6 separate regions of the Homo sapiens genome follow, and all the other regions are linked to region 3. A link is a loop called in an ENCODE intact Hi-C map of the cell type or tissue named here. Cell type or tissue: heart left ventricle. All regions are shown on one strand.

Region 1 (5,000 bases), 320 kb after region 3:
GGACTCTCATCTCATGTGCAGACAGAGTCCTCTTGAGGTTGACTCTGAAGTGGGCGCAAGTTGTGGAGTGAGATGTTTTTTAAAATACCTCTGTTTTAAAATACACCCTCTGCTCTCCTCAGTGGGCCAAGGCCACAATGCAGCAAGGCTGTTGACTAAGACCCTCTGCCCAGACATGCTTCAAGGAAAGGGCTGGTTCTGGGGCACAGGATCCAGTCACTCATTTCTTTATTTGGCAAACACTTATTGAGTGCCTGCTGTGTGCTGGGTATTGTGCTTGGCTTGATGGTGAAAGATTCTCTCCTTAACCAAACTCTAATCAGGCTCCTCTGAACTCTCTTCTCAATTAGGTCCTGACCTTTGGGCTTCCTTTTTTATCTCTGTATTGTCTAATTTTACCAAGAATCCTGTCGAGTCAGTTTAATGTTAATCCTCGATATCTGATCACCCTCACTACCTGACCAGGTTCCTTATCCTCCATCATCCTCCTGGGTGATGTCTGACCGCCCTGGCCTGCCTTCAGCAAGAACCCAGTTAGGTTAACCTCTTTACTCCTATTGTTTCTTCTTAGTAATTTTTCACCCACTGACCACCTTCCCCCCACTTTGGGTATACATTCCCACTTTTTCTTTGCTATCTTCAGAGTTGAGCCCAATCTCTCTTCCCTATTGCAATATCCCATTGCAGTGGTCCCTACGCCTATCATGATGGTCCTGAAAAAAGTCTGCCTTATCATCTTTCACTGGTGTCATGAATAATTTTTCTTTAATGGTGAATATGAAGTTGAATAAGACAACTCCCTGGGTTTGTGTTTACTTCTGCCATTGATGCTATTTTTAAAGCTCTGCGGCCCTTCCTGTATTTTTCTTTCTCACTGAGCAAAACAGGGTAAATAGCCTGCAAATTCTCACCAAAAGAAAAAAAAAAGTGCTGTGAGTTGAATAAACTCAAATGAGCAAAGAAAACCAGAATATGTTTTACTTACTCTATTCTTCAATAAAATGTTTTACTGTTATATTTAGGATATAATTCACTCCCCAGGAGAGCACCACTTGAGAACAATTGGTTGAACAAAGTTTCTAGGTCTGAATTATCTTTTTGGATAAAAAAGCTTTTGATGAATAATGATAATAATAATAAAGATGCACTGGAAAATGTCTTGTATTAAAAGGGGGAAAAATCTCAGACATTAATGCTATGTCCAGTCTCTCTATAAAAACCCGTCAGCTTCTTGCTGTTTTTAGTCAATTTCACAGTGGGGAAGAGAAACAGGCTGCTGGATTAGGAGAAACAAGTTCAAAGAAGGCAGCACAATTGCTGAAAACATTCCCTCAAAAGGAGAGCTTTTTAGTTGTAGCTAAATATATGGAAATAAAAAGCAAATAGAGGTATGGGTACATGTACGGGGTTGAGGGGTGATCATATTGGGAAGTACAGACTCCAGGGAGAGTTGTGAAGCTGCCTTTTTGAAGAATAACAGGGAACTTTATGCTGTGAAATTGACTATAAATTTGCAGAGTGCAAACCTTCCTATTCTTCCAGGCTTAGAAGAGAGATTTGCCCACAGTCAGTACTCACACAGGGCACCTTGGGGTAAGGGCAGGATCTGTTGAGCAAGGAGACTAGGATCCTGGTCCCAGCTCTGTCACTACTCAGTTCCCATGGCAGGTCTCAATGAATATTTATTGAATGAATAATTTGTATGCATTTTATTAATTTTAATATTAGCAGATGCTCTAAGGCAATGATGGTCCTGGCTGTATGGCCATTCTCCCAGAGTTCATGCTATTACCATAAAACCTAGGACGAACTTCATTGAATTCTTCTTCATTTTCATGTCAAGGTATTTTCAGAGAAGGACAGGGGACTATTTAAGTCAGCAAGAACCAACACTTGACACTCATGGCCATGAGATATGCTTTGGACTTTGCCAAAGGAATTCTACAAAAGGAAGGACATGAAAGGAACTTGCTACCACACAGTTTGGCCTAAGAATTGGAAGGAGAGGAAGCTATGTGAATTTGACAAAGGACTACATTAAAATCAGAGATTGTGGCACAGTTGGGTGAATGGCAAAAGGAGATGCAGGGTTTGTGAAGTAGTGATTTTCCCTGACACTGTGCCGTGGAAAAGGAGGGAGCCAGGAGATATTAAAACTGCTGATAAATGAAAACACGACTGTTTCCTGGTCACTGAATACCTGGAACATCCCTGCTGCTGGGGGCCCCTTTCTATTCATACCATAAATATATGCATGGTGTTTTGTGCTGTCCCATCAACCAGTGTATGACACTGTTTAAAAGTCTATTAAAATATATGTTTGGAATATTTATTGTACAATGATATCAATACAAATTTCTAAAGGGAAAAATGGATTGATAATCTTATTACACTGCCAAACCAATTGTCTTTATTTTCTCCATTTCTTTCCAGTCCTTTTTCACAGTCCCATGTCAGCTTCCTGATGGGCTGGGCTGGTCATTGGGATCCTATGTGGCCCAGCTGGCGCTGCAGCGCCACCACGTGGCTTCCTTTGCTCTTTATTGGGCCTACATTCCCAGTGTCCTGCCCAGATGTCAACATGTTTGTGGCTGCCGTTTGGTCCCCACTTTCCTTATGGGATCCTGGCAACCTGCTATCTCCAGCCTTTTCTGGGCCCTGCTTTTTTCTGACAAGACTGTTATCATTCATATGTAAAAGCTTATATAAAACTTATATATGTTACATAAGTTCATAAAAATGTATAAAAACTTTTAACAAATTTGCCGATAAAAATGTTTATCATCTACCTGTAAAAGTTAGTGTTTTCCACTTAAGTGTGGTGTAGGGCATAGCAGCTCCTTCTTCCTAGCATATGCATGGGAAATTCTGTCAAATCTTTCTACACTTTGATTTATTCCAAGGCAATATCCACTGTATTTGCTCTGTATGGCTCCAAAAATCAGTCTATAACATCCTAAAGTATAAATATCTTGCTTTGCATAACAATTTTTCCTACTTCCAGATAGTCAATAATGCTGAATCGTTTCGTAATCTGTCTTTTCTCTTGAATTTTTTTCTTAATTAATTGACCTTAATTCCTAAGGTTAAATCCCATAAGTGGGATTATGAATGAAAACATTAAGTTTATTTTGGTTTTTACCAAGATAAGATGGTAACTTGGACACATTCGTACCTTACTGGAGGACGACGGACCATCATTATGGTTCTCTTGAAATAGTTTAGTTTTGTAGGGAAGAGGGTGCTGTTTCCCATGTTTACTGGCATGTGTATTGGAACAGAGAGGTGACCACCCCTGTCACAGGCCCTCTTTGTGCTGCTTTCCATTAGGGTTCTGTGAAAACAGAAGTGAGTATGAAGAATATCATGTGACTGAAAAAGTAAAGCACTCTGTGATTTATTGCAGCACATTTGAGTTTTATGAGTGATATTTACTATAGTCTCTATGGATTGGCTGGACTGCCTTTCTGCCTATGCCTTTTTTTTTTTTTTTTTTTTTTTTGGAATTTGAGGAAAAATTTTCTTTTTTCCCTCCAGATAGTATACTAGTGCATGAAGTTCCTACTGTGTTACTTGCTTGAAGATCATGTTAAATTAACCAGTCAATGTCTGTGTAGAGAAAGATCCTTGTCCTAGGCTGTCATAGTGTGAGCTCACCTTGAATGGTGGTAAGTGGGTTCCGTGTGGCCCTGGAAGGTACTGGTGGAAGCAGGCACTCCTTAACTGAGAACAGTAGTGTAAAGCCATAGCTTCTGGGAAAGCCTGAGAGAAGTTTGGTAGATCTGGAAAGTCATTGTCTGGAAAGCTAGACAACTCTGTAATAGAGCCACACCTCAACCTGGGGCCAAAATGGCCACAGATTTAGACACTGGCTTTTGCTCCACATGAGGGAGTGGTAGGTGAGGGGTGGGGATAGGGGTTGGTTATACAGGTCATGGGAAAAGCAAAGGGCAGTCTCAATTTGAAGGCACTCTACATGCAAAAGATTCACCTTCCACCTCTTTCCCTCTACCTTCCTTACCTTCTGACTTTTAGAAATAAATAAGCACAGAACTAAAGCCATACTAGAACCAGTTAATAGTTTATTTTCATAATAAGTTTTCAAATAGACATAGACTAGTAAATAGATTTGAAATTGCAAATGTCTTGAGGTTTGAGGTTAAGAAGTTTGAATTTTGGAACATTCTCTTTATGAAGGAAGAAAAAATTTATAAGGCAAACAAATGAGATTTCATGAATCAGTTTATTTTGTTAATTACAAATTTCTCACTATTTATTAATCAAATTAATGGAAGGTAAAGCCCTCTGTATTAGTTTTCTAGGGTTGACATCACCAAGTACCACAGACTGGGTAGCTCAAGCAACAGAAATTCATTTTCTCACAGTTCTGGAGGCTACAAGTCCAAGATCAAGGTGCTGGCAGAATTGGTTTTTCTGAGATCTGTCTCCTTGGCTGTAGATGACTGTCTTCTTCCTCTGTTTTCACATGGTCTTCTCTCTGGGTATGTCTGTGTCCTAATCTTCCCTTCTTACAAGGACACCAGCCATATTGGGTTAGGCCCCACACTAATGGCCTCATTTTAGCTTAATTACCTCTTTAAAGGCCCTATCTCCAAATACAGTTTAAGTTCTAAGGAACTGGGGGTTAGGGCTTCAACATATGAAATTTGGAGGGACACAATTCAGCCCACCACCTTTCTTTGTGAGATTTTTGGGAAGCATTTTAACAATATGAAGCTTTTCTGGGATTAAAGAGTGTATTAAAATTTTTGAAGTTTCTACTATGTATGTGCTCAGAACTTGCCAGGTTCAACAAGGGACTCAAACAGAGGGTGGAGTCCTTTTCAGAGAAAGTTAAAATGAGTTGAAAGACAGTAATAACTTTTAAAATGTGAAATGGAAAGGGCCATTTATAAACAATTTGCTAAAATAAATGGCTATCATCAAGAGGAGAGACTCCTTCGGGTTGGAGTTTCAAGGCAGGTTATGTGCAAGAGGTG
Region 2 (5,000 bases), 1.4 Mb after region 3:
GATATTAATATCTCCATTCCAGACACAGTAGAAGCACACAGGCAGAACAGTAAAAGGCAGCATCAAGAGAGGGATGGCTACCAGGAGGAAATCCAGTTGTTAAATAAAGCTTACAGAAAAAGAGAGGAAGAAAGCAAGGGTAGTTAGTGGGTATTTGGTCTAACAGGAGCAAGAATGGATCTGCAACGTCAACTGTGAAACTAACACCTTTGTTATGAGACTGATTTCCTTTTATTTGTTGGCTTACATTAGTTTTACTGATTTAATAGTTAATTTTTTTGTGGGAACAACTGGAACTAGTGTAAACACTTAAGTGCATTTGATGTGTTACCTAAAGATCACACACTGTGGTAATGAAAAGATTTTACTTCTTATCTGACTTCTAAAAAATATTTTCTAAATCAAATCTTGGCCTAGTTTACCAATGTTTTTGCTTGTCAACTTCCTAGTAAACAGAAAATTGTATAAACTCAGTGAATATACTGTTCCATGCATATGTTTCTATATACAATGTTGGCCTTTACTGCAAAGGGGAAAAAAGAGGAATTCTGGGAATGGAAGAAATGTAACAAAACCCCAAATTATATTTGAAGGAACTTGCCTAAATGTGGCTAGCAAAACAAGCTTATTACACTTACTGCTTTAGCTTTACATTCTTCTGTAAAATGAAAAATTAGCTTCCAACTGAGAAACACGCAGGTTCCTAGTCTATAAATAGTTGTTTCCTTCATTTCTACCAAATATAAATTGTTTACTGTTTTTTCTTTTTTTCTTACCTATAACAGTTTTCCTTTCATCTTTTCAGTATGTCAAGACTGTCCCATAAAACAAATATATTGTGTGTTAGAGGTGGAATTAGAAGTATCTTTAACTCAAACATTATTGGAAAAAAGTTGTAATTGTGTAATTGTATACTTTATCCTAAAATTGTTTTTTTTTTTAACTTGAGTGGAAATTGGGAGAAAATACTGGCAGATTCAGTTATGAGAGGTACATCCAAACATGGTAGGCTTCTGGATACAGCAGAGCAAAATCCTCTAAGTCTAAAACAAAAGTATCTGTTTTTAAAGCTGAGGATTGGGCAACCTTTCTTAGTCATTCTTGAAATAGAAAAGTTTACTTCAAATATTATATCAAGTTTAGCTGCTTTTTTGTTTCTTCTCTAAAGACGTGTTGTCTCAAAGAAACAGTTGAACCTATTTTATTAAGTGATTGTAAGGTATACATTTCAAGATAATTCTAGAATGCATTACATTGCAAAAATGCAGGAATCACCTTGGCAGAATAATAGTAAGATGTATTTCAAAAATTATAAAGTGATTTTCCTTCAAATTGCTTTATTCTAACCTTCCTGTAAACATATATGAAATGTATTACCTAAAAGTTTATTTTCCAAAGTTACTGAGTTGACACTTTACATAGTCTTAGACTTTGTGCCCCTCACATCACTCACATACTTTATTTATTTATTTACAGATTGAATGAATTGTGTTTTAGAATGATTTATTTTGGTTTCTGTTTTATTAGGTTGAATTAGAATTCAAAATTACTTGACATCGGCTTTCAGAATGTTTCATCTTTTGTTGCCACAAGCATGAGTCATTTTCAAAATAATTATCTCAATGGACTTTCTCAATCTTTAACTTCTCAATATCTAGTTATCTAAATTTGGGAAACATATGTATTACCACTAATAATGTTTGTAAAGCAAGCCTCAAATAATGTGTAACATATAAATTCAAAGTCAAATGTATTCTCGTTACAAATATATTTTATTTTAAAAGACTGTATCACCAATATTAACAGCTATTTTAACACAGTGACAAATGGACAGATAAATCAGATATTATAAATCAGTAGCATTAAATGTCTTTATAAAAGAAAAATTGAATTGAATATTCTCATAATGCTTTGTAGAAGATAGGCTTTGATATCTTAAACTTAGATGTATAATTTTCTGAAAGAGAAAGGTGATATTGCTGCTTTAAAATGCAATTTCAGGCAAAAAGGAAATTAGACACAGGATCATAATAAAGCTGAAGAAAATAGCAAAGATTTGAAGGCAAACAAATTCTTTATAACTGCACAGCAATTTGAATGGGATGGAGATTATAACAGAAATCAAGGTTTAAAGAGCATTAAGAAATAGATAGAAGACAATAATACCCATTTTCCGTCTCATTTTATTTTAACTGGACAAGGGCTTAAACTGGGGGAATTGGAAAAATAATTAGGATATTCCCATTTAATTGCCCTTGGTTGTTGAATTAACTGTATAATGGATGCACATAAAAATTCTGCTGCATTGAAACAACACCAGTATTATTTAGCCCAAAGTCTTAGTTTGAAAGGCTAATCAGCACCATATTACTAACCTGTAACACTTCAAACTCCAAGCCAACAATAGCTGAATATACAAGAAAAATCTACTAGAGCTGTGCCTAAGCATGAATGACGCTCCAAATCCTTGTTAAGGGAGGAGAAGGTTAAACTACATAAGTTTACTTAAGTCTGCTTACTCTTTAGAGTGATTGATTATAAAAGTGTGTTTCTAGTAGAGGAAATACCTTTCTAGATATCTTGTGATATAGCCAAATACCTTACCCTTGTATAGTTATATTGTTCTTCTTATTAATAAATACTATATTTTGTATAGTTTTCTCTTTTCTCTATAAATTGATGTATCTGAAGGCAAAAACTTATTACCTAATAAAAATATCACCATCTGGTGGTGACTCCTATAAACTGCAAACACGTAATCCCCGAGACTCCCAAATAGTATAAACACCTAATATATAATCCCTAAGACTTCTGAGAGTTGTGACTGACAGAGGCAACTCTTTGAAGATAGCAAATGGCACAATATTACTTAAAAATATAATAAAAGAGTCTTAGTTATGCATTTTTTGGAAGCTTTTCTTGATGTGGTTCTATAATATTGGATTTTACAAATCGATTTTCTCTTAATTTCTTATACTTTTCAGCTACCTTCATTCATTTCTTCATTCTAATATTTAATAAATGACTACTACATACTAAAAATTGTTCTAGATACTTGGTTTTATAACTTTTGAACAAAACTCAAACAAAACAAATATATGTTTTTACATTTACTGTGAGTTTGAGACAACCACAAAGTCAGAGAACACAGTCCACAAAAGATTGCTCTCACTCCTGACACAAATCGCAAATTCAAGGAATTCCCAAAACCACTGCTAGTTTCAATAATTCACTAGAAGGACTCACAGAATTCATAGAAAACTGTGTACTCATGGTTATGGTTTATTACAGCAAAAGGATACAGAATAAAATCAGCCTAGAGAAGAGGTCATAGAGCCAAGTCCAGGAAAAGTTGTAAATGTGGAACTTCTATGGTACTCTCCCCATGGAGTCATGGACGGCATTACTTTCTTTGGCGACGATGTGTGACACCTTGCACAGACTACTGCCAAGCAGAAAATCTCAACTGAACCTTGGTGTCCAGAGTCCTTCCTGGGGCTGCATCATGGTAGGAGCAAGGGTAAGCATGGTTGACTACTCACATGACTGATATCTCTTTCTGGCTCTCCAGGAGGCCAAGTTGATACAGAATGCCCAAAACTCCCCTCTCAAAAACACATTGTTACTATCTGCTGGTCCAAGGCCCCCAGACAAACAAAGATACTATTTTCGGCTATGACATTCCAAGGGCTTAGAAATTACCTCCCCCAAAGCCAAGGACAAAGGCCAAACCTCTCTTTGGATAGGTTAAGTTCTTTACTATATATTTACATATATACATATGGTAGTGATAAGTGTGTGGTACATATATATGTATGCTGGTATTAAGTGTGTTGACAGAAAATAGGGACCAGAGGTAACAATGGCCAAAGAATAAAATTAGAATAAAGGGACAAAGATGGGAAGAGTGCTTTTTTCAATAATTTAGTCAGAAAAGCCTTCACTGATAAAGTAACATTTCATCAGAGTCTCAAATAAAGTGAGGAAACATGCTATGTGATTATCTAGGGAAATCATAGTCCCAGCAAAGGGAACAGCAAGTATCCAGAGGTAGGAGTGTGCCTTTTGTAATCTGTGAAACCATTAAGGAGGTCAATGTGAATGCAGCTGAGTGAGAGAGGTAGAGAGTGGTTGGAGATAAAGGCAAACAGATAATGGCAGGAGGAAACTGGCGTTGCAGACCAGGTATGAACATCTAGTCTTGTTCTAAATGAAGTGAAAAACCATTGGAGGGTTCTAAGCAAAAAAGTGACATGATCTCATTTCAAAAATGATTGTCTATTGCAAGGGTCAAAGACTGTACAGACACAAAGACCACCACAGAAAGAACAGTTAGGCTATTTTAATAGTCCAGGCTAGAGATGATGTTGGTTAAGTTTAGGGTGGTAGTAGTCGGGATGGCGTCATAATTGTATTCTGATTCAATAAGTGGAGAGGATTTCCTTGGTAACATGAAATAAATTACACATTTTTTAAAAGCCTATCTATGAAGTCTGTAGCTCAAGGGAAAAACAATTATCTCATTTATTTTCTGTCAATACTCTGCAATATCTCAATGTTTCTCAACTCCTTTATGTATCACAGAGGCTAGAAGACAGAAAACTTTATTTCCAAGACCCTCTTTTCAGCAAAGTTCAGGTTTCGCATCTAAAAATGAGAGGCATTTGTACAAGATTTGGAAGGCAGAGAGCAGCAGCAGTTAAATGAATGTTCCTTATCAGTAGGGCCTTTCTTCTTTAAGATATGGTTAAGGGGCCTAGGTTCATGTAGTTTTACATTTTTAATGTACGGTTCTTATGATCATTATGCTCATCTGCATCAGCTGACAGATGGGAAAAGGACATGAAGGATTCTGCACTGGAGTGCTTAGTGTGACTGGCTTGGAAGAACTGCACCTCAGTCATTGCAGCTTCTGCTATTGGATAGAACTCAATACAGAACCACAGCTGGTTCCAGAGAAGACTAGGAAATATATCTAGCTGTGTACAGGAAGAAGAACC
Region 3 (5,000 bases):
TAGCTAGCATTGTGTTTCTCTGTGTCTGTGATGGAGCAAGTCTTATGTAGGAGCAGGCACTGCTAGTTTACCTTGCTGAGGCCTGTGCCCAGCTCTAGTTACATCAATGAGTTCAGCCTGGGCAGATCCAGGCCCTAGCAGTCCTAAATGGACACCAGCAATGAACCAAAAAGAGGGAGGCACATTTTATTAATGTGCTTGGCTCATTCATGGCCACATGGATGCTGTACTGACACAAAATTCAGGAATTGGGAATGATAGCTTCGTTCCTGTTAGTTGCCTCCCCACCTGCAACTGAAATTTCCTGAAATGTTACCAGTGTTGACTAGTTTGGATCTTGGACTACTAGGAGTGAGGCTGGGAGCACATATACTGGTCCTGAAACCTGCTCTCTGATGGTAGGTTTATTTCCCCTGGAGATGGGTAACATTGAGCCCTGAAAGGTGGTTTGAAAAAGTTACTGTTTTGATATGCTAAATGTCATTCTAGACCCTGGGAAGACTTGTGAGAAATTTCTTAGGGCCTGGGGGATTCCAGCTCCATGTGTGGAGAAGTTGTATGCCGTATATGTTGCCCCGTAATGCTGGGCAACCGATGGCATTATGCTACCAGTGTGAGCGTGTGGCTGCCGTTTTCTTCATTTTTGTCTCATTCTGTTTCCCTTGACAGGGCAATTTGGTTTTGATGCTGTGCCAGAAATCTTCTGACAATGAGTTACTGGAACTTGGAAAAAAGGAACTGTGTGCAGTACCGCAGGCATTTTCTGGTGGACAACAGTGTGTTTCATGGTAAGCTGTCTCTTGTATTTATGTAGTTGGATCTTTTATTTTGTTTCTGACAGGACTTTTATTCTAGCACTCTAGATGCAAATATGGTATAATTGTTGGATGGAACCAAGAGCTTGAGTTAACTTGTTTATGAATAATTACCCAAGAAGTCCCATTGCACTTACTATCTCCACTTGTAAGGAATGGGCCCCACCTCAACGACTATAATAGTGTTATCTCTTTCTATTTCGTAGGGTAGTTGGTACCAGTGCCTTTCCTCTTCTACCACACTGTCAACTCCAGTAATATCCCTTTCTGATGTTTGTAATTATTTTGGGTGAGGGCCATATAATTGTTCAGTTAATATTTGTGGATCACCAGTCAATGCTTATTACCAGCATAGCATGGCCTTCCAAATTGAGATGTTAGAGGGTGCTTGTGGCCACCTGCTTTAGACACTTATTGAAGAGAAGTCCACCCACTTTTATTGCTGTCCTTTAGGGCTTTCAGACTTATCTATATATTATGTCCCATATAACAACAGAACAGAAGAGTTTGCAGCACTAAACCGTTACTATCAGGGTGGAGGACTGCAGCTGTGAATCAGAGAGTAATCAATATTAGTCATTTTCATGGCAAACTAAGACAAATTGCCTTTACCCTGCTGGTATCTGTTTGTTTTGTGGTATACAGTCAGGGATAAGCTCTGTCAATCCTGCTGTCAAGATACCCCAGGGTGAAACTGATTTAAAAGCCAAAGACTTATGTGGTGCCAGAATTTTTGGAGTAATCTCTATCAGAGGCCTGTGGAATTGTAGAGGGAACAGAGAGATTTCAGGGGGAGTGGAGTGCTCTTTAACAGAATCCTATAATCTAAGCTGCTTTCACCTTTCTAAGATTGTTCTGAAGTCTTCCCCAATTTGATGACAGACTTAATGTTTATTATTGCTTTAAACTAAGTTTAAGATAACAAATTTAACCTTACTTTATTAAGCACTTTGGTGTTTATAGTGTTTTTTCAACGTTCATTATACAACCTCACTAAAAGCCCTTGTAAAGTAGAGAGTGATTTCATTTTACAGATGAAGAAAGAGAAACAGAGATGAAATAACTGCCCAAGTTGATGTAACTAATTAGGTATTAGCAATGTCAGCATGAAAATTTCTGCCTCCACCTTTCCAGGTTGGTTCTCTTGACATTCCAGTGGTGAAGTGCCCTTAGCAGAGGAGGCGTGGGAATGGCGACTTGACCCTGTGGCACTGAGGTTCTGCGTTGCTTTTCTCTAGCCTCAGCCAAGGGTCCTGTTCATTGCTTTATCTCTCATGCAGTGTTTGATTTATGTATTGTTCTGTTGCAAATTTATTCGTATTAAAAAATAGTAAATATGATAATAGAAAAATCACGGGAGTTAGAAGAACTAGGTTTATTTTTTCAAGCTTTATTTTGTGCCAGTTTTTAAAGAATTTAGATTTAAGTGCCTTAAACTCATTATTATTTTCATTATTTTAGAATGCCTTTATTCAGAGATCTCAAAGGCTATAATCATTTAAAATTTTTTCTATGTATTTTTATAGTCGTATTACCAATTAGTTTATTACTATATTGCAGATACTTATGCTAAGGGCTTGATGACCATTAACATTGTCATACGGAATCCTTTCAAGGACTTTGCTATAGCTATTATTCAACCCATTTTATGAATGGGGTAACTAAAGCTTGTGGAGATTGTAAAATGGTGACCTAAAATTCAAATCCTGATCTGCCTAATTCCAACACCTCACTGTTTTTTCTTCTTTCAGGCTGCCATCTCCGTTTTAATTAAAAAAAAAATTAACATTCTGAGGCTTAAGTTCTATATAACAGTATTTGCTCTGTTGTTGACTAGCAGTGTACGGTCTTGGACAAGTTACGTAATCTTTCAGGAACTCAGTTCTCTTTTCTGTGAAATGAGCATGCTGGTCTCAATGATTTTTGAGGCTGTTTCTAGTTCTAAACTCAGATTCCACTGAAGTATTTCTGAGAATTACAATTACTGTATTGTCTGAGCTCCCTTTTCACTAAACACAAGATACACAAGGGGGCAGTATAACACTTAAAATATGAATTGGTTACTTCTTACATTCAAGAATTACTCTTTCGAAAGGATTTAGAGATATTAAATCCTCCCAAGATTAAAAGAATCAACTCCGATTAGAACAATGATTCTATTCATTTATAATACAGCAATAGCTTTATATATTTCTGATAGTGTAAAATATCATTTTGGATTTCCTTGCCTCAGGATATATTGTAATTCAGGAAAGAAAGATGCCTTTTGCTCTTCTTCTACCTCTGCTGAAAATGAATCTGTTAACATAGGAACTTACTTGACTTAAGGAAGAATTGTGAGAAGTCTTGGGATATTTTAAACCAAGGGAGCTCTAGTGGTAATGTCTTTGTAGAGGATTTCAGAACATTTCTGAGAAAAGAAAGGGACAGGACATGTTGAGTAGGAAATGTCAGATTTCTCTTGGGCTTCTTGAACATTTACTGACCACACTTTTGCTTATTCACTTTGGCTTCTCCTTGTTTTTGTTGATAACTCTCCTTACATAACAAAATCAACCAAAACAAAAAGAAACAAAACTTCTTCCATAAATGGAAAAGAACCATTTCCCGTGCAGAATAATAGACTTTTGGAATAAGCAGACTTGGATGTATAAATTATGCCAGCCAGGGTCTCTTTCTACAGACAAACTTCAGCAGTGTTGCCAGGATAAAAGAGCTATGTTAAAATGAGAACTCTAAAATGGTCAATAGCAGCAAAAATAAAAATGTAACATTTGTGTAGTTTCACAGTTCATAAACCATATTCATAGCCTCATTTTCTGATTATAGAGGTGGTATATTCTCATTGGAAACAATTTAGAATATTACCCACAATCCCAGAACCCAAAGAGAAAGAGACTGTTAAACCTACTGTTAAGAGTCTGCTTATGTCCGGCCTTTTATCTACCTACTATTTCATCTTCACATTTCAGAGGCAGGAATGAAATATCTGGAAAGGTTGGGAAATAGTGCTTAACGGAAATGAACTGGTTGAATTGACTACTATGTCCAGCGATGAGAGAAACCTTGTTAGGAATGATGAATTTTTGTATTTCCCTCTTGTCTGTCTTTTGCCTGGATTTTTAGGAAAAACCCAAAGGAATTTGCACCTATCAGAGAAGCTAATCTCTGGGATCTTCCCCTACTTGACTTTTATTCTTCTGATATGTTTGCAATAGAAAAAAATCTTGAGCAAAGAATGTTTGGTGCGGTATGAACCCTGTCTTAATGGCTTATACCTTCATGATTTATCCTGATTTGAAAATTGCCTATACCTTCAGCTGTTTCTCCTGCTTTCAGTGAATTGCAGTATTTTTTTTTCTGACCTGGGATGCAGTCTTGATTCTTAACCAATAATGAGTGTATTTGCAATTAATATGCACATGCAATTTCTTATGCACATAAGCCTTTCCAAACATTTGAGCTCCTTACTAAGTGACTTAATGTTTGTCTTCACATACTGCTAGTTATAATTGTACTATTGGAAAAAGTATTAATTGCTTTCCTGTAAGTTATTAGGTTATCATCTCAACTTCTTATGGGAAAATTTGTTTTTGTTGCCATCATGTTGTTAAATGAATATTTCGGAATAACCATTACAAATCTAAACTAGAAACATTTTGGACTGAATTAGGAGTATCTTTTACTATCTAGGGATAAAATTAAGGGTAATTCTCTTATTAAATATTTATGCAGTATGCCTTTTCAAGAAGTTGCCTTATATATATGTTAATACTTTTACTTTGCCTCAGAACTACATTTTAATAAAACTAATTGACTTAGTTAATTAATTAAAGGATTACTTTTTATCCAGCCTCCCCTTCCTGGCCACAGACCTAGTTGGTGATGTGAGGGTAGAAACTTGACTGCTAGTTTGTAATGGAAAGTAGGCTGAAACGGGATCCTGAAGACTAGTTCTAATCCAAGTTTAACAACTAACTTGTGTAGCCTCATGTCACTTCTGGGGCCCTCAGTTTCCCTGTCTTTCAGGTGAGGATTTTGCCAGATTGTAAAGTTCCCTTATAGCAGCAAGGTGTGAGGTCTCTGTGTAGTCAAACATCAAGATAGGTGTATGATAGATGGAAGTGTTCTTCAGGCCGGGGGTATGAGAATGAAAGGCTGGCAAGATGGCATTGAAGAGAAGAT
Region 4 (5,000 bases), 350 kb after region 3:
AGTACCCATTTCTTTCTGAAAGCCATGCTCCTTCCAACTGGCTGATTCTCAGGTTGTCCCTAACCTCCATTCTTCCGGAGGGCCTTGGAGGGCTCCTTCCTCTGAAGCATTACTTTTGTCCACCAGATCCACTTCTGGTTTCAGCCCCTAAGGGTGATTGTTTTGTCACAACCTCTCCTGTCCTGCTCAAGCCCCAGCCCATTCCTCCCCTTCCATGTCCTTGGGCAAGACTTGGCTTGTCTGTCCTGAGCTGGTTCTGCATCAGGTTGGACAGCCAGCTGCACTTTGTCCTTCCCTTGTCACCCACTTACTGAAACACTGCTGAACTTTGTTCCTCAGATCTTCTGGGTAAAGACCTTTCCTATGGCATGTTCAGAACCAGAGGAGGCAGGGAGAGAACACAAGGACATTACCATTGGAAATCCTTTTTGGAAAATAGACCCAGTAAAATTAAGGTATACATGATAGAAAAAAAATGAAGACACAGGGGCTCTAGTGTCCTTTCCTGGAGGAGAAAAGGTACAGAAACAGAAGACTGTTTTTCAGGAGATGCATTTTTCCCTCTTCATCATTTAATCAAAATTTGGATATACTACTAGGGAGCTTTCTATTTCAGGCTCTGGTGTGAAACATAGGGCAAGAATCCTTGTTTTTGAATTGCAGTAACAATAACAATAATAATAACTAATACTTATTGAGCACTTACTATGTGTCTGACACTAAGCTCATTGCAAGCATTACCTCATTTAATTCTCACAACAGTGCTACAAGGCAAATATTGTTACTATTATTATTATTTTTCTATTATTATTTATTTTTTAAGATGAAAACATAGTGCTTAGGCAGGTTACGTAACTTGTCCATGAGTCTCACTGCTCAGCACTGATGCAGCCAGGCTCCAAACCTGTCTACACAGCTTGGGTGTTGCACTGAGTACTGAACAGGATGGTGTTACCCCAAACTCATGTCCAGCTGGAACGTCAGAATGTGACCTTATTTGGAAATAAGGTCATTGCAAATATAATTAGTTAACATGAAGTCATACTAGATTAGAGTAGGCTTTAAACACAATGGCTGGTGTCCTTGTAAGAAGGCTATGTGGTGACATAAAGACACATGAAGGAGAATAGCACATGAAGACAGAGGCAGATTGGAGTGATGGGTCTACAAGCCAAGGAATGCCAAGGATTACTGGAAATGACCGGAAGCTAGAAGAAGGGGAAAAAAGATTGCTTTTCTTTGCCAATTGCTTGCTTCATGGCTGAAGACCCTATAACAAAAGACAGATGAACAAGAGAAAAGGATACACACTAATTTGATATGAGCTTTACATGGCACAGGAGCATTAAGAAATAAAGGCCCAAATAAACAGGTTATTTTTAATGCTAAGTTGTTGGAGAAGTAGACAGTAGTAGAGAAGTACGGTTGGATAAAAACGTGCCATCTAAGGATGATAAATTGGGGGAAAACTTAGCAAAACCCATTTGTTCAGATTCTTCTCTGTGTTCCTGTGTCTTCAGAGATAAGGACTTTTCTTTCTTCTGGGTATAAGGAGGGCATCTCTCAAACTGGGCTCTTATGATCTGCCTCAGGGAGAAAGTGGGAATGTAAGAGTGACTTTCCTGTTTCTGCTGTTTTCTCAAATGCCAAGGTGCCATATTTGGAAGCAGCGTGTCCTGCACCCAATTAGGGGTATGGAACAGATTCTTTTGTAAAGCCTCAGGAAGTAAAAACAAAACAAAATAAAACAAAACAAAACAAAACCACCTTGGTTTCTGGCTTCTAGCCTCCAAACTGTGAGATAATGAATTTTTGCGTTTTAAGCCACTCGTAGTAATGTAACAAGCCCTAGGAAATGAATAAACTGTACTATGGCTCCAAATTATAATTTCCCAAATCATTTTCTAATAGTCAAAGGGATCATGGTTTTCCAGCACTCCCCATTTTTTTGTGTTTCAGATGTCATGGATGTGTCAACTCGACAAGGCTTATTTTAACCTGAGATTCAATTTCCTCCTTTATACAAATTCCTTGGTTTATTTAGGTATAGCTGTGCCATCTAGTGGCATAAAATGAGAGAAATGCTAGTTATTTTTGGAAATGGCTAAATGTATGATTTGAGTAGTCTCTACCTGCTCCTTGAAGAGTATCGACAGAAAAATCTGCAGTAGAATCTTCCTTAAGCATCTATTTGTGCTAATATCTGTGTTAGTGACTTGGAATGATTAGAATCATTTGTCAACGTTATGTTGCTGCTGATTTAAGTGGCTACAGGGTGAGCTGTCATTGTAGCCTTGTAGCATGTCTTGGTCATAAATGTCCAGCCCTGGTGAGGAGCATAAAATAAAAAGTCAAACGTGTTTTACACTTATTGTCAGAAAACTACTCTTGCAAAAAGCAGAAATCACTTGCAGTTTTACTTTCCTGGAGAAAAAGTAAAAGTGATTCTAAGGCTGCAAGAATAAATGTCCACTTTCTGTATCGAAGTAAATGTATTCTTGGAATAAGAATTTAGAGGAAAAGAATAGAAATAATCAAAACAACCATTTACATTTGTGATTTTTTATTGAATAGATGACATAAACCTCTTCTATTCTCATTGGTTTTTATGTACATGGATTACTTTCATCCTTTGAGGAATTACTGTTTGGGTACATGTTGTGGAATGAAGAGAGGGGTTAGACTATAGTTGAATGCTTTCACTGATACTAAAAAAAAAGCAAGGTATATCATTGAGATATTTTAGAATTTAGTGTTTCTGGAAATTTCTGAGTAAAATGAGCTAGGAAAAACTCGTTTAGTATTTAGAGACCTTCCTTTCAGGACATATTAATATTTTACCCAACTATAATACATATTTATACAAAATTGATATAAACCAGCTCAGTCAGAAGCCAAGAAAACATTAATTTTCTAAAGCTATCAGCCTCTTCAAAACTTAGTGTTCTCTTTTTGGAATGCAAATTTACTACACTAAATTTAAAAAACCCAAACAAAATAAGCCCAATCATTACTCTAAGACCCTTTTCACCAACCAGCAAGGAGAGTAAGCATTTCTAAATGAGCTATCCACTCTACATGTATTAGACCTATGTAGGAAGACTGGATTTAGGGCATCGGAGTAAGTGATGAGTATCTCCTCATTAACATAGTAGAAATCATTCCCATTATTTAACCTAGGACCTGGATATGCTTCCTTTATTGTCTAAGAGTTAATTCCTTTTTCAGGAACACAAACAAGGTTGAATTTTCTGATAATACTGCCTGGCTGACAGATTTTAAAAATGTTTTCCATTTTCTTATGTGCTCTTGCTAAATATATTAAGTATCTGCTCTGCCTAATTGCCTGACTTTAAAATATGGTGTGTGTCTTTTTTGCCTTTTTTTTTTTTTTGGAAACAGGGTCTTGCTCTGTTGCACAGGCTGGAGTGCAGTGGCATGATCATAGCTCACTTGTAGCCTTGAACTCCTGGGCTCAAGCTATCCTCCCACCTCAGCCTCCTGAGTAGCTATGATCACAGGTGCAAACTACCATGCCCAGCTATCTTGTTTTGTTTTGTTTTGTAGATGGGGGTCTCACTATGCTGTCCAGGCTGGTCTCAAACTCCATAGCTCAAGCAATCCTCCCACCTCGGCCTCTCAGAGTGTTGAGACTATAGGTGTGAGCCACCATACCTGGCCTAAAATATCTTTCAAGTGTTAAGGTGGAATGCATTTTATTAGCTACTTATTTATTTCAGGAAAGAAGTCAAATTCTGGCTGGGCATGGTGGCTAACGCCTATAATCCCAGCACTTTGGGAGGCCTAGGCAGGAGGATCACTTGAGGTCAGGAGTTCGAGACCATCCTGGCCAACATGGCAACATCCATCTCTACTAAAAAAATACAAAAATTAGCCGAGCATTGTGGTGCACACTTGTAGTCTCAGCTACTCCAGAGGCTGAAGTACAAGAATCTCTTGAAACCAAGGCAGAACTTGCATTGAGCCAAGATTGCACCACTGCACTCCAGCCTGTGCAACAAAGTGAGACTCCGTCAAAAAAAAAAAAAAAAAAAGTCAAATTCTTTGTAGAAATGGGCAAGATAATTTTAAAATTCATATGGAATTGTAAAGAAACCAGAATATACAAAACAATCTTGTAAAAAAACAAAGTTGGAAGACTCGTATTTCCTGAATTCAAAATTACTACAAAACAATGGTAATCAAGACAATGTGGTAATGACACAAGGACAGATATACAGATTACTAAAATAAAATTGAGAATCCAGAAATAAGCCCATACATCTAACTAATTTTTGAGAAAGATGCCAAGACCATTCAGTGGGGAAAAAAAATTCATTTCAATGAAAGGAGTTGGGACAACCAGAGAGCCACGTGCAAAATACAGAAGTTGAACTCTTACCTCATACCATACACAAAATTGACTCACAATGAATCAAACACCAAAATATAAATGCTAACACTATAAAACTCTTAGAAGAAGACCTTCATGACCTTGGATTTGGCAAAGGATTCTTAAATCTGACACCAAAAACACAGGCAATCAAGGAAAAAATAGATAAATAGGACTTCATCAAAATTTAAAACTTTTGTGTTTCAAAGGTCACCATCAAGAAAGTGAAATGGAAACCCACAGAATGAGAGAAAATACTTCCAAGATTGCAAGTCATATATCTCATAAGGGTTAGGTATCCACAATATATAAAGAACTTGTAAAACTCAATAATGAAAAATTGAATAATCCAATTAAAAATGGACAAAGAATCTGAATAGACATTTCTCCAAGGAAGATATATAAATGGTGAATAAGCACATGAAAAGATGCTTGACATAATTAGCCATTAGGAAAATGCAAATAAAAAACCAAGAGACAGTACTTCATAGCTATGGATAACTAAAATTAAAAAGTCAAATAATAACAAGCATTGGTGAGGATGTGGAGAGATCAGAACTTGCATATACTGTTGGTGGGACTGTAGAATGGTGCAGCCATTTTGGAA
Region 5 (5,000 bases), 940 kb after region 3:
CTCAGAGTAACTTATACTCTAGTTGCAGTGAAAGGATGAGCATCAGTTGTCAGTCAGGGAGGGCTTTACAGAAATAGAGAACAAGAAAAACGTGCAAAGACATAGACCCCTGGAAATAATTTTGTATGAATGATAGGTCTACAAGTTATATAAAAATGAGGTCTAGATATAAAACTGAGAAGGGCCCTAAAACCAAATCATGAAGACACTACTTGCTAAGAGGTTTGGTCATTATTTCAAAGGCAATAATTCAGAGGAAGAAAGCAATTAAGGACTTTAGATCATAAAGGGAAACAACTAATTTGTTTTTCAGGGAAGATCATTTGAAAAAAGGGAAGTGTGAGAAAGCCTGGTGGCACAAAGATCTGACAGAAATCAAGTCAGTAGCCCAAGCAAGAGACCGAGACATTGACAGTGCAGAGACACCATCAAGTTCAAGAGATGTTTTAGAGACAAGTCAAATTTGGGGTGAGGTGAGGTAATGGGACAATTCAGAGTGATTCAAGTTTTCTAAATGATGGCAGTGGAGGCCCTATGGAACTGCCACTGCCATCAAACCAGCTGCAGCAGGGAGGCGTGGCCTGGGCCTCTGGCTCCACAGAGCAGGCAGGAGCCCCACCCTCCCAGGTGGGGCGGCAGCCGCTCAAGTCATGGCTGTGGTTCTCGGCCTCCTGCTCCAGGGAGCAGCCCAGAGACACACCCCCCCAGGTGCAGCTGCAGCCACCCAAGTCATGGCTGTGGATCCAGGCCTCCTGATCCAGGGTGCAGGCAGGAGCCCCACCCTCCCCAGCACAGCTACAGCCACCTAAGCTGTGGCTGCAGAGCTGGCTATCTCTGCACTCACAGGGCATTCCCCGTCCCCTGCCCTTGCAGGTTCAGAAGTGCCTGCTCTTGCTGCCTGGTTTGTCCCTGCCTTTGGAGCCCACTCAGAACTTGGAGCAAAATTGGGGCTGAGCCTGGGTGCCATAAATGGCAGCAGGACACAGACAGATTCCTGGGTGGAAGGGGGTGGGTCCCCAGTGAGGCCTGAAGGCCAGGGAGGGTCTGAAGGCTGGGGCCAAGATGCCAGTCCCAAGGACTGAAGTAGGAATTTGTAGTGCCTTTTCTGGGCCACCTATGGCCACTCATGGGCCAACTGGCATGCGCTTCGTCCCCTCTGAAGCCCATAAAAGCCCAGGCTCAGCCAGAGCTGAGCAGATGACAGATGAGCAGCTGCAGAGATGAACTACCCTCTCTGTTGACAGCAGGAGACATTGGGATGACCAGCAGCAGAGGGGAGCAACCCACTCCAGGGCCTCCTCTCTGCTAGGAGATGAACACATGTCGGGACACCCTGGCCGCAGAAAGGAGCTATCCATTGGGATCCTCTCCTGTGAGTTGTTCTATTGCTCAATAAAGCTCCTCTTCATCTTGCTCACCCTCCACTTGTCTGCGTACCTCATTCTTCTTGGTTGCAGGACAAGAACTAGGGACCTGCCGAATGGCAGAGCTAAAAAAGTATTACACAAATGGCTGAAACATGCCCCTTTCTTGCCACTTTGCAAGGAAAGAGAAGAAAGAAGAGCTGCAGCCCTTTAGGGAACCCAGACCTGGGAGCTCCCAAGCCAGGACTGTGACTCCCCCTTTGGGGTACTGCAGTGCCTGGCGTCTCCAAGCTTCTGGGTGCCAGTGCAATTCCCAGGTGCCCTCTGGGGAAGCTGCTTGTGGTGCACCTGGTCCAGCTGCAGCCTTGCAGAGACCTGGCACCCATACCAGCACCTGGAGCTTCCTGCTCTGCTGCAGCAGCCTGTGTGTCTGACTTGCAGTGGCCAAACCCCAAACTCACTCACATACCCCTTGTTGCTCCACATTTAACTTGCCCTTGGCAGATGTGGGATCCAGGTCAGTAGTGTGAGCCAAGCATAGCCTGCCAGGCTGAGTGGGCAGAACCAGCCTAGTGGGCCTCAGCAAAACTCAGGCAAAGGCACCACCAGCCAGAGGTTTCAGGCCAGAAAAGTGACACCCCAAAGATCCTGAAACATAACCTGCCAATATCCATTGATGCCATTATCCAAGGAAGGAAAGAGGACACTCAGAGTTCAGTGTTTGTTTTATAACATGCTCTATGACCTTTCTTTTAGAAGGTTGTGTGGAAAGAGAGAAGCCAAAGCCATCATGTAAAAAAGGCAATACTTTATGTTTTATTCACATTAATTCTTGCAAACAGCAGGAAGCAATTATCAGTTGGAGAGGAAGTATTAAACATAAAAGTTTTATGAGTGACTTCGTATGTACAATAATTTATGACATTAGATTCTGGCAGTTCCAATTTTCACTCCTCCATTTTTAATTGAAACAAAAAAATTTTAAGGTAATAGAAAGCAAAACATTTGGGAAAACTTCATGAATCTTTTTGATATCATTATATCACACTGTCACACGTTCTCACACTATTATTTGAGGTTCACTCAGTTATACTTACGGAAACACAATTTAGGAAATAACCTATGATTAAGAAAGAATCATCCATGAGTTTTTTTAATACTAAGTGAAAAAAATGATTCAGCCCTAGTATTTCAGATGCCATGGAAATGGGGAAAGTTTTTATTTAGTTTTAGTTTCATATTAGAACTCTATAGCCAACAGTTTAAAATCTGGAATGGGACTAAAATGTGGTCTAGTTCTGCCTTTTTATTTAACAGATGAGGAAACTAAGAATTGCAGGTGTTGAGTGACTTAGGGCAAAACTAGGTTTAAAATCACTGTTTAGGCAGGCCTCCCACTTGAGATCACCTAAGGTCAGGAGTTTGAGACAAGCCTGGCCACCATGGTGAAACCCAATCTCTATTAAAAATACAGAAATTAGCCAAGTGTGGTCATGCACGCCTGCAATCCCAGCTACTGAGGAGACTGAGGCATAAGAATCGCTCGGACCTGGGAGACAGGGGTAGCAGTGAGCCAAGATTGTGCCACTGCACTCCAGCCTGGGCAACAGAGTGAGATTCTGTCTCAAGAAACAAACAAACAGAAGAAAGAAAACAACAACAACAAAAACACTGTTTAATCCAGTAAAACTTTCTCAAGTGTTAATATAGTATAGAGAATGGGAAACTATTTTAAATCAAGTCCTCAAAAGTAATTGCAACAAAACCAAAAATTGACAAATGGGAACTGATTAAACTAAAAAGCTTTTGCATGGCAAAAGAAACTATCAACAGAGTAAACAGACAACACACAGAATGGGAGAAATTATTTGCAAACTATGCATCTGAGAAAGGTCTAATGTCCGTAATCTATAAGAAACGTACATCAACAACCAGAAAACAAATAACCTCATTAAAAAAATGGGCAAAGAACATGGACATTTCTCAAAAGAAGATATACAAGCAACCAACAAATATATAAAAAATGCTTATCATCACTAATCATCAGAGAAATGCAAATAAAAGCCACAACGAGATACTGCCTCACAGCAGTCAGAATGGCTATTATTAAAAAGTCAAAAAATAACAGACGCTAGCTGGGTTGCCGAAAAAAGGAAATGTTTATACACTGTTGGTTGGAATGTAAATTAGTTCAGTCCCTGTAAAAAGCAGTTTGGAGATTTCTCAAAGAACTTAGAATTACCATTTGACCTAGCAATCTCATTATTTTATATATATATATATATATATATATATATATATATATATATATAGAGAGAGAGAGAGAGAGAGAGAGAGAGAGAGAGAGAGAGAGAGCGAGAGAGAGAGAGATTATATATAATAATGAGATTATTATATATATTTAAAGGAAATAAATCATACTACTAGAAAGACACGTGCACTAGCAGAAATCATCCTAGGTGCCCATCAGTGGTGGATTGGATAAAGAAAGGGTGGTACATATACACCATGGAATACTACACAGCCATAAAAAATGAAATTATATCCTTTGTGACAACATGGATGCAGCTGGCAGCCATTATTCTAAGTGAATTAACACAGAAACAAAACCAAATACCGCATGTTCTCACTTATAAGTGGAAGCTAAACATTGAACACACATGGAAATAAACATGGGAGCAATAAACACTGGGGACTACTAGAGGTGGTAGAAGAGGGAAGGGAGCAAGGTCTGAAAAACTACCTGTTGGGTACTATGCTCCATACCTGGTGACAGGATCCTCTGTATCCCGAACCTCAGCATCATGAAATACTCCCATGTTACAAACTTGCACATGTACCCATTGAAACTAAAAGTTGAAATTATTTTTAAAAATAAAAGAAGCCTCTTTGGAGAGTCTTAGAAAGGGGATGACCTATATATACATTTATTTTGTAGATTTTTCTTAACCATGATAATGTATATATTAATACTTCTTATAATTAAAGCTAATTTTAAAATATTTTAAAAGTAAACAAACAAAAAAGAGACACTGATAATGAATGAAAAATAAACTTAAATATTGACAAAATTTTTAAAATGATATGTTTTTCAGTCCCAGCTCTGAAACTGTAGTTGGAGGGCAAACCATTTCATCATTATCATACACCATTTCTGTATTGGTAGGATAATGATCATAGTTTTTGTTTCACAGACTCATCATGAGGAGCAAATGCAATGATGTATGTAAAGGCTCTCTCTGCAAACTGTAAAACACTCAAGAATATAACAAATTATATTTATACAATAAATCTTTAGCTACAATGTAATGAAACAAATTAGCATTTATTGAGCAGCTGCTCTATGCCAAGATATTTTTTGTATGGTATTTTATTTTACCCTTATATCAACCCTTGAAACAGATGCTATTTTGCAGTTTGATAGATGAAGAAGACAATGAAGCTCAGTGAAATCTATTTAAATTTCTCTAGGTATTGTGGCAAACAAGTGAGGAAACAGGATTTGAAACTACATTTATTGGTGATGATTTTACCAATGGAATTTCCACTACTACGTAATGCATTTGGTAGTCATAGAAAAGAAACCCATTCTCCTCATTTGTGATAACTTGGATGAGGAAGAATGAGGACTAGGAG
Region 6 (5,000 bases), 940 kb after region 3:
ATTAACCATTGGCTGTAACAGCCAATCTACAGAATTGCTGTGAAGATTAAGTGGAGAAGCTTACATTTTCCAGAAGATAATTTTTTTGTTTTTTTTTAATTGCTTTCAACATATTAAGTTTTTGTGGACCCTTTGAGACTCTGGTAAAATCATGAACATTATATACCAGCAATATCCACACATATACATAACATAAAAATTTACATAGCATTTCTAAGATTTCAAAGACCTCCAAAACTCCATTCAGGGACAACAAGTTAAAAAAAAGCCTGAATTTAACTTGGTTGGGTCTCCTTAACCTCACTGTCTCCCAACTAGAAGGTGAAAATAGTGATCAACTTCCCAGCTTCCAGTTCTAAGGGCTGAGAGGCCTACACATAATTTGAGGATAGGTTCCATACCACTTCAAACTGCTTAACAACGTGTTATTCAGAAGTCCTGGTTTGAGTTTGCTTTATAAGTATAAATTTAGAGCTAAAAATGGAGTGGAGAGAGAAACAGTTTGGTCAAAGTCTTTGGTCTTTGTAAAATGCAAAATATTTGGAAAATAGTCTGGAGGGGTTGGTGGCATTTAGCCATTCTAAGTGCCAAGAATCACATCTTGTCAGCTCTTGCTGATTCGCCGTTGACCTCAATGACCTCTATGTCCCTTCTTCATTAGAGCACACTGGGAGAGTGAAAGGATGGCGCCATTTGGGACCACACTAGGAAAAACAAATTCTACAAGTTGTACATTTCATCATTTTTTTTCTTCCACTTAAAAATCTTGACAAAGGTTTATCAAGTTGCTTGAAACCCCATTATGATTCAAATCAACAAGTTCTACAGAGAAAACCCACTGAACAATTTACTGTGGCTTGTAATATCTGTTCATATTCTTCTTAGCAGACACAACAACAAACCTCATTGTTTACCACTGGTTACTGAGACCAGAATAGGTAAGAAACAAAAGCCATCGTCAGATTTGTTTTGTTTTCCAGTTGGTTCTTTCTTTGAAAGAAAAACAACTGTCTTTTAAATCAAATCCTTACCCTTTTTTCTACTTCATTATTGGTAGGTCCAATTATAATTAATGAGCAACTAATGAACATTCGTTAACTTAGACAGTAATATTTTTATTTTTCTTTGGTTGATTCAAGAACAGCTACACAGATATTTACTCAAGATTATGAATTTAAAAACTTGACTAAAGGTGAAAAGTTATGACATAAAAGAAATGCCAAACATCTTTTCGTTTAGTAGCATAAAAATGCTATCAAGCAAGGGCATAATCTGAATTTTTTAAAAATTGATGTAGATCATTGAATTTGGCAAGAAGAATTTGTGTGTGTGTGGTGGGCAGAGGTTTAAATGGGTCAATGAGTTAACAAAGGCCGGTTCCTCACTGTCTGAAATAATTTACCGATTAAAACTCCATTCACCTGGTCAAACATGTTCTATCAATTTCAATCCTGTTTTGAAATTAGAGGTTTGCTCAACTTGAAAGGAGATTTATAAATAATTTATAAGCATTGATATCCATGCATCAGAGAAAGCGTAGAGAGATGAATTAGCCCTATTTTAAAACTTAGTAGTTAGAGTTCCAAATAAAAAGTCTCAAGGAAACACAGTGAATTTAGTAAGTTCCCAGTTAGCCAAAGCTATTGGCTATTGGCTGAATATCTGGTTCTTACGTAAGTTTACTCTGCATGTGACCTACGTACATTTATGTAAATTTACTTACATAAATTTGAGACAGTTATCAATACAATAGTACTTACATGTAAGAAAGTATTTAAGTTAAAGCAAATACTTAATGGTTCTTTTCATTTTAGCACTCACTGAAAATCAGGCATTTCAAAGTAACACCAGAATGTTTATATCTTTTATATTAAATAGATAGACAATTTAGCCAAAATCTTATTCTGTACTCTGCAACTCTGCTTAGCATATTGTTCAAACTATACAATGACAAAATTCCATTTTAAAGAAAATTAAAGTAGGATAAATTTAAAGAAAATTAAAGTAGGATAAATTTAAAGAACAATGAAAAGACTACAGACATCAATACTACTATATGAAAATTAAGTGATACCCCCATAGAATGTTTATTCCACTATCACATTTAGAGTATCAAAAATTCTCTTGGGAACAGAGATTACAGTATTTTGAAGCAAACTTTCAGTTTATAATTCCTTGACAAGTACAATTTATTAGCAGAAAAAATATTTTGAAAAGGATTTTGTTCTTTTTCTTAACATGAACCACAAAGTGCTTTTCTGTCTTTTTCTAGATACAGGCCTACATACATTAATTTTATGTAAAACCAGCTCCCTCTAGTGATAACAATAATGTTTCCAGCAAGAAACGAACCGGCTTTCTAGATTATTTATATAAAACCCTTTGAAATTGAATCTCAAAATAAACACTTGAGAAGATCGACTTTTATTATAGAGGATAAAAATTCTAATAACCTTCCAAGTCATTTGTTAATAGTCTTTCTTAGTTTAATGCTCTTTTAAACATGTCAATACGGGGAGTGACCCTGGTGTTCAACTTGTTCTCTTTGCTCACTGGGAAAGCCAGGCCCAGAAATATAAATGCACTCTGGTATGTTCAATAAAAATCAGTTTACGTTTTTTTTTTTTTAAATCCAATAAAGAAGCTTATGATTCAATAGAAAGATATGATTTTTAAATGCTAATTTCTGTACACAGACATAAATATCACTATTTAAATCAGCACTTTAAATATCCAGTTGCTTTCTTTGATATCACTGAGGATGAAAACTGAATTGTGTAACTTTAGCAATGTAAAACATCAGACAGCTGTTGAAGAATGAACTCCTCACTGGAACTCCTGAAGTTTGGCTATGGTTGGTATGATGTAGAACAGTAGTTTTTAATTTTTGCTGGAAAACACTAGTTAGCAAATTTTTTTGTTTTGTTTTGTTTTGTTTTGAGACGGAGTCTTGCTCTGTCGCCCAGGCTGGAGTGCAGTGGCGCAATCTCGGCTTACTGCAAGCTCCGCCTCCCGGGTTCACGTCATTCTCCTGCCTCAGCCTCCTGAGTAGCTGGGACTACAGGCGTCTGCCACTAGGCCGGCTAATTTTTTTGTATTTTTAGTAGAGACGGGTTTTCACCGCGTTAGCCAGGATGGTCTGGATATCCTGACCTCGTGATCCTCCTGCCTCGGCCTCCCAAAGTGCTGGGATTACAGGCGTGAGCCACCACGCCTGGCCGTTAGCAAATATTTTGGGACTTACAGGCCACGTGGTCTCTGTCGCAAAAAATTAAGCTCCGCTGTTGTAGCATGAAAGCAGTGATTGATTTGTTTGTGTTGAATCACCCTTCTATCCCTGAGATAAATCCCACTTGGTCATGATGATCTTTTTAAACAGGTTGTTGAATTTAATTTTTTTAGTATGTTTTTGAGAGTTTTTGCATCAGTGTTCATAAGGGATAATGGCTTGTAGTTTTCTTTTTTTGATGTGTCTTTGTTTTTGGTATCGGGGTAATACTGGCTGAGAGAATGAGTTTGGAAGTATTTTCTACTCCTCCATTTTTTGGAATAGCTTGAGTAGAATTGGTATTATTTCTTCTTTAAATAAAGATTTAAATTCTGCCATGAAACCATGGGGTCTCTGGCTTTTCTTTGCTGGGAGACTTTTTTATTTTGGCTTCAATCTCTAGTATATTTTATATTATTTTATATAGTTGCATAGTATATTTTGTATACTAGTATAGTAGTATATTTTGTATATTTTATATTGCATAGCTGCCCAGTATATTTTGTAATATACACTTTTTTAGATTTGTATAATGTTTGTAAAAAGGCAAAAATTCCAACACAAAAATGGGCACAAATATAAATAGAATAGTCACACAATAATAATAATAATGGCTCTTAAATATAAAGAAGTGATCAACATCACTCATAATTGGAAAAAAATTAAGTTACACTGTATTTTTTTCTTTTTCTTAAATTGTCTTTATTCTTTATATTTTTTAAAAAATTTATTTTTAATTTCTGTGGGTACATAGTAGGTGTATATATTTATGGAGTACCTAAGATATTTTGATATAGGCATACAACATGTAATAATCACATCAGGGTAAATGGGGTATATGTTCCCTCAAGCATTAATTTTTTTGTGTGACAAAAAATCCAATAATAATCTTAATTATTTTTAAATGTACAATGAAGTTATTGACCATAGTCAACCTGTTGTAATATCAAATAGTAGTTCTTATTCGTTCTTTCTATCTTTTGTACTCATTAAGGCATTCCCACTTTTCCCCCACAACCCCTACTACTCTTCCAAGCCTCTGGTAACCATCTTTATACTCTCTATCTTCATGAGCTCAATTGTTTTAATGTTTAGCTCCCACAAATAAGTGAGAACATGTGAAATTTGTCTTCCTATACCTGGCTTATTTCACTTAACATAATGACTTCCAGTATCATTCATGTTGTTGCAAATGAAGAATCTCATCCTTTTTCATGAATAAATAGTACTCCTTTGTGTATATGTACCACATTTTCTTTATCCATTCATCTGTTGATGGACACAAAGTTTGCTTCCAAATCTTGGCTATTGTAAATGATGCTGCAAGAAACATAGAAGTGCAGATATCTCTTAGATATACTGATTTCGTTTCTTTGGGGATATACCTAGCAATGGGATTGCAGAACCACATGGCAGCTATATTTTTACTTTTTGAAGAACCTCCAAACTATTCTCCATAGTGGTTGTACTAGTTGACATTCCCAGCAACAGTGTACAAGGATTCCCTTTTCTCCACATCCTTGCTGGCATTTGTTATTGCCTGTCATTTGTATAGAAAGCATTTTAACTGGTGAGATGATATATTATTGTAGTCTTGATGTGCATTTCTCTGATGATTAATGGTGTTGAGCACATTTTCATATACCTGATTGCCCTTTGTATGTTTTCTTTTGAAAAATGTCTATTCAAATCTTTTGCCCAATTTTTTTATCACAGTATTAGATTTTTTTTT

The links. Peaks named below come from ENCODE experiments on the same cell type or tissue, not always from the same donor. Only the 100,000 strongest peaks of a DNase experiment are listed, where the experiment ranks them.
Region 1: a loop joins it to region 3, with 13 times the contacts of the local background. A loop is called at or near these places in 61 of 110 quality-filtered maps.
Region 2: it touches region 3 in a loop (10-fold over the local background); 47 of 110 quality-filtered maps call a loop at or near these places.
Region 4: a loop joins it to region 3, with 15 times the contacts of the local background. A loop is called at or near these places in 94 of 110 quality-filtered maps.
Region 5: it touches region 3 in a loop (2.7-fold over the local background); 29 of 110 quality-filtered maps call a loop at or near these places.
Region 6: a loop joins it to region 3, with 8 times the contacts of the local background. A loop is called at or near these places in 29 of 110 quality-filtered maps.

What each region holds. Positions count from the first base shown.
Region 1 is chr3:155,380,117-155,385,116 of GRCh38, reverse strand. No RefSeq gene overlaps it. Among named protein-coding and RNA genes, the nearest start is that of PLCH1-AS1, 67 kb to the left of the region's middle. In heart left ventricle, a CTCF peak has its summit at 2,522 (motif pointing left); a DNase peak (open chromatin) is centred at 2,526.
Region 2 is chr3:154,332,846-154,337,845 of GRCh38, reverse strand. GPR149 (G protein-coupled receptor 149) reads left to right here. Exons shown (of 4, transcript NM_001038705.3): 4 at 1-2,903. The coding sequence ends at 147. Among named protein-coding and RNA genes, the nearest start is that of DHX36, 11 kb to the right of the region's middle. In heart left ventricle, a CTCF peak has its summit at 2,716 (motif pointing left); no DNase peak of the experiment used is centred here.
Region 3 is chr3:155,699,934-155,704,933 of GRCh38, reverse strand. It overlaps PLCH1 (phospholipase C eta 1), which reads left to right. Exons shown (of 23, transcript NM_014996.4): 2 at 670-788. The coding sequence starts at 710. Among named protein-coding and RNA genes, the nearest start is that of PLCH1, 43 kb to the left of the region's middle. In heart left ventricle, a CTCF peak has its summit at 2,835 (motif pointing right); no DNase peak of the experiment used is centred here; H3K27ac peaks cover 574 bases.
Region 4 is chr3:155,350,159-155,355,158 of GRCh38, reverse strand. No RefSeq gene overlaps it. Among named protein-coding and RNA genes, the nearest start is that of STRIT1, 59 kb to the right of the region's middle. In heart left ventricle, a CTCF peak has its summit at 2,056 (motif pointing left); no DNase peak of the experiment used is centred here.
Region 5 is chr3:154,762,612-154,767,611 of GRCh38, reverse strand. No RefSeq gene overlaps it. Among named protein-coding and RNA genes, the nearest start is that of MME, 320 kb to the left of the region's middle. RefSeq lists an enhancer at 849-1,350. In heart left ventricle, no CTCF peak of the experiment used is centred here; no DNase peak of the experiment used is centred here.
Region 6 is chr3:154,755,789-154,760,788 of GRCh38, reverse strand. No RefSeq gene overlaps it. Among named protein-coding and RNA genes, the nearest start is that of MME, 320 kb to the left of the region's middle. In heart left ventricle, a CTCF peak has its summit at 2,324 (motif pointing left); no DNase peak of the experiment used is centred here.